Linked DNA regions of Homo sapiens: region 1 is linked to region 2. Evidence: read pairs that join two places in POLR2A ChIA-PET (ENCODE). Cell type or tissue: Panc1. All regions are shown on one strand.

Evidence for each region. ChIA-PET counts read pairs that join two places held together with the same protein. Peaks named below come from ENCODE experiments on the same cell type or tissue, not always from the same donor. Only the 100,000 strongest peaks of a DNase experiment are listed, where the experiment ranks them.
Region 1: POLR2A ChIA-PET joins it to region 2 with 5 read pairs; 2 of 35 experiments call an interaction of 5 or more read pairs at or near these places.

The regions. Positions count from the first base shown.
Region 1 is chr3:57,138,524-57,142,523 of GRCh38, forward strand. The region is part of intron 1 of IL17RD (interleukin 17 receptor D); the gene reads right to left. Among named protein-coding and RNA genes, the nearest start is that of IL17RD, 25 kb to the right of the region's middle. In Panc1, a CTCF peak has its summit at 3,454 (motif pointing right); no DNase peak of the experiment used is centred here.
Region 2 is chr3:56,979,083-56,983,082 of GRCh38, forward strand. It overlaps a transcript of ARHGEF3 not described here. Among named protein-coding and RNA genes, the nearest start is that of ARHGEF3-AS1, 41 kb to the left of the region's middle. In Panc1, no CTCF peak of the experiment used is centred here; a DNase peak (open chromatin) is centred at 1,929.

The sequences.
Region 1 (4,000 bases), 160 kb after region 2:
GGAAAAAATAGCAGGACTTGGTGACAAATACAATACCGAGGTGATGATGAAATATTCAAAGGTGACCTGCAGGCTCTTATTTGGGGAAGTCGGAAGATAGTGATTTTAAGGCAATAACGAGAATACTGGGGGCCAGGTGCGGTGGCTCACACCTGTAATCCCAGCACTTTGGGATGCCAAGGCAGGCAGATCACCTGAGGTTGGGAGCTCGAGACCAGCCTGACCAACATGAAGAAACCCCATCTCTACTAAAAAAATACAAAAAATTAGCTGGGCATGGTGGTGCATGCCTGTAATCCCAGCTACTCAGGAGGCTGAGGCAGGAGAATAGCTTCAACCCGGGAGGCAGAGGTTGCAGTGAGCTGAGATTGCACCATTGCACTCCAGCCTGGGCAACAGGAGCAAAACTCCATCTCAAAAAAAAAAAAAAAAAAAAAAAGAGAACACTGGGGAAAGAGGGTCTTTTTTTAAAAAGTAGGCTGCAGAAAAACAGTGAAAGTGAGGTGCCTACTATCTTTTTACAATATCATATATTTTGGGGGGAGGGGAGAAATGCAGGATTAAAAGGCAGGACGTCATGTATGACGGCATGCCACAGAAACTTAAGGACAGATAGGCTAATTCATAAGAGGTATACAAAATTAACAGAAAGTGTAAAAAAATAACAAAAAGCCAGGAATTGGGCTTTGTGAGACTACCCATAGTTAGGGCACGCATGGAGGAAAAAGATTGAAAAAGTGAGTTTGGCAAAGTAGGAGAATGAAATACAGTCAAAATAAAGAATATTAAACAGGCTACGGGTAAAAGAATGTCAAGATGGATGTTTTCAACATGAAAACCATCTTTTTAAATGCTTTTTAAACTTTTTCCTTTGTTTAAATTTTTTATTTTGAATTTTTGTGTAATTTTGAACTGAATGTGAATTTGAGTGTGAATATTATATATACAAATATGTGTATATTATTTATGGGGTACATGCAATGAAAATTTCCTTTTTTTTTTTTTTTTGAGACGGGGTCTTGCTCTGTCTCCCAGGCTGTAGTGCAGTGGCATGATCTCAGCTCAATGCAGCCTCTGCCTCCTGGTTCCAGTGATTCTCCTGCCTCAGCCTCCTGGGTAGCTGGGAGTACAGGCACGTGCCACCACGCCAGGCTAATTTTTGTATTTTTAGTAGAGACAGGGTTTCACCATGTTGGCCAGGCTGGCCTTGAACTCCTGACCTCAGGTGATCCGCCCACCTCAGCCTTCCTCCAAAAGTGCTAGGATTACAGGTGTGAGCCACCTCGCCTGGCTGAAAACCTTTTTGATTACACAAATCTCTGAGCAAATAATTATACTGCTAGATCATTTAAAATAGCTCCTCTATATTAATTCCTAAGTTTTCTGCTGTTATTCAAACTCAACTCCTGGTTTTACAGGAAAAATAGAAAACATATTATTAGGACCATTTGAATCAAATGTTTTCATATGTTTAAAACTTAAAAAAAAAAATCTGGCCCTGGAAAAAAGTACTGAAAAGACTGCTAGTTCACTGTCAGGCTTCTGCATAAAGATACCGAGCCGGGCACCTTAGAGGCAAGGCTGTGCTCAGAGCTCACAATTCTGCCAGACAGCCCTCTAATCTCCCACATTATGGAGAAGAACACAGAGAACCCATGTCTTGATGTTCCCCAAGATCTGCTCAGCACTTTACAGTTTGAACCACTGTTAAAATATACCTTTTTGCAGTTTTTGAAACAATGCTACATGGAAAATGTAGAGACTACCCACACTGAACTACGAGCTCTAAATCAGGTCATTTTTTTTAACCAGATACTCCTAACCAACTGGTCTACGAGCTAGCATTTAGAATAACTGACAATTTCCCAGAACTCAAAGAGAAATAAAAGTTCAAAAGATTGGCTAGAATGGTATCAGTAGGACTCAAAGTTATCGAATTAGATTTCAATTCAGGCAAACCATTTTTGTTAAAAGCTCACAAAAATGGTGAATGTTTGCATGATGGCACTAATACAAGTATTAATTTTCAGACCATCCTGTTTTGGGCATTATTCAACATTTGCTGCCATTTGACAGATGTACATCCATAGCCCCGAAAGGCTTAGTGGGTCAGTTTTGGCATCATGGCTAACAACTTTCTTTCTCAAAAGTAGTGTAGAAAAGCTGAGGTGTGGTCATCTCTGAAATTTGATTGATCTCTGAGATGAGGTCTACTCTGGGAATATTACACCTCTAGAATTTATTTCCAGACACCCAGAACAGGTCTAGGGAAAGTAATATTCTAGGAAACAGTAACTATTACACTGGTTCAATGCTTATCACTAATGAACATTTATTATGCAGTAGCAGAGCTGTGACTGACCTTCACACTTTTTTTTTTTTTAATTGGAGACAAGGTCTCACTCTGTTGCCCAGGCTGGAGTACAGTGGTACAATCATGGCTCACTGCAGCCTCCAACTCCTGGGCTCAAACGATCCTCTGCCTCAGCCTTCTAAGTAGCTGGGAGAACTACAGGCGTGTACCATCATGCCTGGCTAATTTTTAAAAGTTCATTCTTTGTAGAGATGGGGTCTTGCTATGTTGCCCTGGCTGGGCTGAAACTCCTGGGCTCAAGCAATCCTCCTGCCTAAGCCTCCCAATGTGTCGGGATTACAGACGTGAGCCACAGCACCCAGCCGACCCTCATAACTTAACCACAGTATGCTGATGTTTTCCTGACAATATAACTTTAATTAAAAAACATAATTTTTGAGGGCATAAAAAAGAACTTCTATAACCACCGGTCTGAACAGAACCATGTCATCTTACAAGTTCCCCAAAATAGCAAATGTCTCTGTATTTCATCTTTAAAAGCTTGACACTGAGGACTTATTTTTCAGGGAATATGTAGCTATTTTTTGTATTGTTAGCAGTTTTCATTTCTGAGGGATGGAATAAACATTAAAATATTCTTTGTTCTCTAATGTATTGTTTGAATTAAAAATACTATATACAATTGAATATAATCCTGAGCAGAACAACTAGTGATTATTAAACATTAATTATTTGTCACTTCAGATTAGAAATTTTTGAAGGTCTATTTTTTGTACATTATCTGTATACACAAACTGCTAAATGTTATTAATATTTGTTATAATAAACATTTCTGGGAGGAAAAAAAAAGCTTGACACTCTAAGTTTCTTTTGCAATTCTCCCCATACTAGAACACCATGCCAACATCCTAATAAGACTGGTATTAATGAAAGATCAACTTCATTTTCTTGGCAACAATAGGCTTACAGAAGAATCACCTAAGAAAAAAACAAACACTATCTGATAAGGAAAAGATGGATTTTGTCTTCCACCGCAGGCCTTGGGCTCTCAGATCTGGAACACTGTTATCTGATTGTATCTGCACGGTTTTCACCAGAGGGCACTGCATGGTAGAGGAAGCAGAACAGAGGAACAAGGACCAAGAGCAGCCCCTGCCCCATTGCCTAAACGCTCTTATAGCCACAGGAAAAAAAAAATTCAAAAAGGGACACACGGAGCCTTCCTAACTCTCCCTTTCCCACTGACACCAAAAATAACCAACCATAAACTTTTAGCACCTCTCAAAGACTTCAAGAGAGGCATAAAGGGCAAAGCTTCGGACTAGCTAAAGGTTTTCAAATCAGTGCAATTCCTTTCTTTACTGTTTTATTAAACTATGCAAGCACAGTACTTATAAACAAAGGAATCATTTCAGTTTTTGCTTGGAAAAATGGGAGCCAATACATTCCTTCTGGGAATTCAGGGTAAAAGTTTTACAAAAACAGTGTCCAGATGTGCTTAAAAATTCACTCTGTTCTTTCTTTTGTGGAGAAGTGGAGGGAGAAACAAAGGGTAGGAGAGACATTTTATTAAAAATTGAAACACTTATTGGTTTTTCTTGGCTCACCCACTAACCTGCTCTCCACTGACAAACAACGCAGGAACACCTGAGGCAGAAGCGCGTGGCATCCCTCCCCCTCCAACCG
Region 2 (4,000 bases):
AGCCCAGGCTGCAGTGAACTATGATTGCACCATTGTACTCCAGCCTGGGCAACACAGTGAGACCTTACCTCTAAAAGAAAGAAAGCTCCTTGAAAATTTCTACATATCCAATAAGGTAGCAGCAAAAAGACTTACTTATTCCACATTGTGAAAATATGGAATTATCTGGATTTGGCACCTTTAATTGCATGCTTTCATTCCACACTCATCCCATTTTGCAACTGAGTAAACTGAGACCCAGATATATTCAACTGTTTGCCCTGCAGTGGTTGGGACAGGTTCACAGTGTTATTTGCCATTGCATCCGTGGTAGGGCCAAGCTCGTTCCTGCTGCCACAGGAGGCCCAAGCCAGGGGCAGAGGCATCTCTTCAAAATCCTCTTCCCCCAAGATGCCACACCTTCCCAAGGGCTCTCAGCCCTGTCCAGCTGCCACAGGCAGCCAGAGACAAGGCACAGGCCCAGGAATAAAGCCGGGGTCTGTGAGCAAGGCCCTCACTAGGAATAAAGTAGGCCCCCTCCAAAGAAGGTCTGGTCCACATCACGACTGCAGGTGGTGCTTATCCTAGATCGCCTCTCAGCCCATGGCAACGCTGGGGCTCAGAGAGGTCAGCTTCCCTGTCTTAAATCAGCCAGCCAACGAGGATGTGAATTCCTTTTCTTAGCCCTTTGTGGGTGACTCAGTTTCCTCATCTAGAAAATGGGGAAAATAATTGTACCAACTTACAAGGGTTTGGTTGTTATGAGAGTTAAAGGACTCAATCCTTAGAAGGTGCTTAGAACATTTCCTGACCTATAGGAAGCATCCTGTGCAGCTCTTATTTCTGCAGTGAGACTACTGACGGTGGTGGTTAGAAGCAAGGGCTCTGGAACCAGCTGCGTGGGTTCTGATCACACATCGACCACTCACTTGCCCTGTGACTCCAGGCAGGTTACCTAACTCTTTGTGCCTCAGATTCCTCATTTGTGAATTGAGAATGATGATGATAACTCACGCGCACCTCAACTTACAATGGTAAGTCGAAAATGCACTTAATACCCTTAACCTACCAAACATCACAGCTCAGCTTACCCTACAAATCCAATAAGTAAGGCAGTAGCAAGAAGACTTGCTTATGCCACATTGTGAAAATATAGAATTATCTGGATTTGGCACCTTAATGCATGCTTTTAAAGCCTAGCCCACTTAAACATGCCCAGAACACTCACATTAGCCTACAACTGGGCAAAATTATTAAACACAAAGCCTGTTTTGTAATACAGTGGTGAATATTTCATGTAATTTACTGAAAACTGTACTGAAAGTGAAAAAAAGAAGAATGGCTGTATGGGGACTCAAAGTACAGTTTCTCCTGGATACGTGTCACTCTCACACCATCAGAAAGGCTAAAAACTGTAAGGCGACTCATTGTGGGTCGGGACCATATATAGTACCTACGTAGGTTAGTGGGAATAATCACGTTATCTACCTTAGCTCTTAGAAGAGCTAAGAACAGTACCCATAATGAGTACAATGGTCCTAATATGTAAAGTGCATGTTAGCTGCTATGAATATTATGTCACTCTGTCTCCTATTAGCCCATTAGGAATGGCACCACTACCAACAGTAGTCATTATTCTGGCTGACAAGAACCTGAAGTATGTTCTCCTACGAGTGGGTGCCATTATCGTTCAGATTTACAGATGGGAAACTCAGGTGCAGAGAGCTCAAGTAACTTGACTTGGGTCACACAGCCAAGAAGCAGCAATGCTACCAGGCTTCAAGTCAAGTTCATCGGCCTCCGAGGCTCTTGCCTGACTGCACTACCCACCTCAATATCCACATGGCCTGTGGCTGCCTACTTGTGCAATTGTATGACTGCCAGTACTTCCTGGAGAGGGTGATGCATGGTTTTCTGGCTTTGAGATGACTCACTCCCAAGCCTTCCACCATTCAACACAAATGCTGGCCCCTGCAGACGTCTGACTAACAGAAAGTCACATCAGCAGAGTCGCCAAGGAGCAATCCCTGTCTTCCCTCCCCATCTTCCTGGGGAAATACATTGGTATGTGTCTGTCAAGATAAGATATAACCATTAAAACAAAATTCTGGACTGAGATATCTGCTTGGTGTCTTGGAAACACATGCCGATGTCCACACAGCTGGTTTTCCCTACAGCTGTTGGTAGTCATGTTTCAACTATGGCCTACTCATAAGTTTGCACTGGAAGATGAGGCCAGGGTAAATCTTTCTTAATGCATCATTCTAGCCTTTAAAGCATGACATCCATGACAGTGAAGCTCACTTTCCATTACCAGACTGAAAAGTTGGCAAAGCTTTGCTGCACACTATAAAGGCAGAGGTGTAGGTAGGTGCCACCAGCAAGGAGCAGCATAGCTTGAGCAGAGGTGGGTCTCATGTCCTTCACGGCTTCCTCAGCAATTCACCAACAGAGCTAGTTGTTGAATAAAAACAAAACAAAAAAAAACTTCTACCCAGGATCCATAACCCTGTATTATTTCAAACCTGGTAATTTAATTCAGTCATATCTGTTTTCAGATAATGTATCTAAAACTCAAACAGATCACAAGCTGGAAGGATCCTCAGAGAACCAGCTGACCACCCTCATTTAGGGACTGGAGCACTAAGACCTGGCCAAGCTCACATGGTCTGTTGGTCACAGGCTGGGACCCTTGAAGGTCTCCCTGTTTTCAGGCTGTTTTTTCAGCCCTTCCTGCTTCCTTAATCCAAGTGTTGTCAGAGTGGACATCTGCTGTTCCTCACTGCCCAGCATTTAGTCCCCATTCTTCTGCTAACAGCACCCAGATTTTCTGTTGGGGGATGCCCTCTCCCCTTTGGGACACTGTGATTCAGGAAGGGCCAACCCCAGGCTCCAGAGATGGGCATGTAACCTGGCCTGTTCAGTGGGAGTGGCCCCAAGACTTTGGCTGGCATTAAAGAACAGATATACAGTCCTTCTGGGACAGGCACTGAGCTGATGAGATGCAAACTTGGAGCTGTGCAGGGCATCTTGTGCAGAAAGCTTACCTGAGAAAGAAGCTAACCTGGGGAAAGCAGAGCAAGAGACCAAGAGAGAGAAGGCTCCTAATGACACAGATTAACCACCTGGATCGAGCTATGCCTGAAGGTAGCCTATCACTAGACTTGCCAGTGATAAAAAGTGAGCTCTCTTTAAAAAAAAAAAAAAAGTAAGCAAGCGTACATTCTATTTCTGTCACATGCAACCAAAAGAACTATGCTTTGTTTCTTTGCAAAAGTTCATTAAAGAAAGCATCAAAATGGGAATGTTCCCAGGGGACCATCCAGAGTGCCTAGCACACAGTAAGCACTTAATTCATGTGTAATGGAGCGAAACCCCTCCTTCAGGGCTCTTCTCAGTGGGACTCTCTCAGACCATCCTGTTGGAAACTGTGGCCCTCTCCAGCCTTCCTATCCACCCCTCTTGCCTGTTTTCAATGGTGTTTAGCACCATCAGACCTACCCTATGTCTTACTTACTGTTTCTTGAATCCCATAAGGGTGGAGATTGTTGTCTACTTTGTTCGCTGCTATAACCCTAAGGCCCAGATCAGGTCTCTGAACCATAAGTACCCAGTATACATCCGGTGAATGAATGAATGAATGAGGAAATGGATGATGGAATGAGTGAGTGCCTAGTGTGCTCCCAGGTCCCCACCTGTCTGCTGCCTTGGTCAGCAGCCCTGGGACCTGGCCTGCAGAACCCCTGGCTGTCCTTCCTCCTCTTTCTGGATATGGGTCCTCTTCCCACCGAGCAAACACTCCAGCAGCCAGCCCCGCAGTCCAGGCAACCTGACCGTCACCCACCTGCCCAGGGACCATCAACAAAAATTAAAGGGTAGGGAGCCCTTTGGGTTATAAAGATGTCTTCCTTCTTCTTTCCTGCTTACAAATAAATATCATATGCTCATTACAAAGGCAAACAAACAAAATTAAAATGTAAACAAGTAAGCAATAAAAAAAATAATAATTTAACTTCTAAGT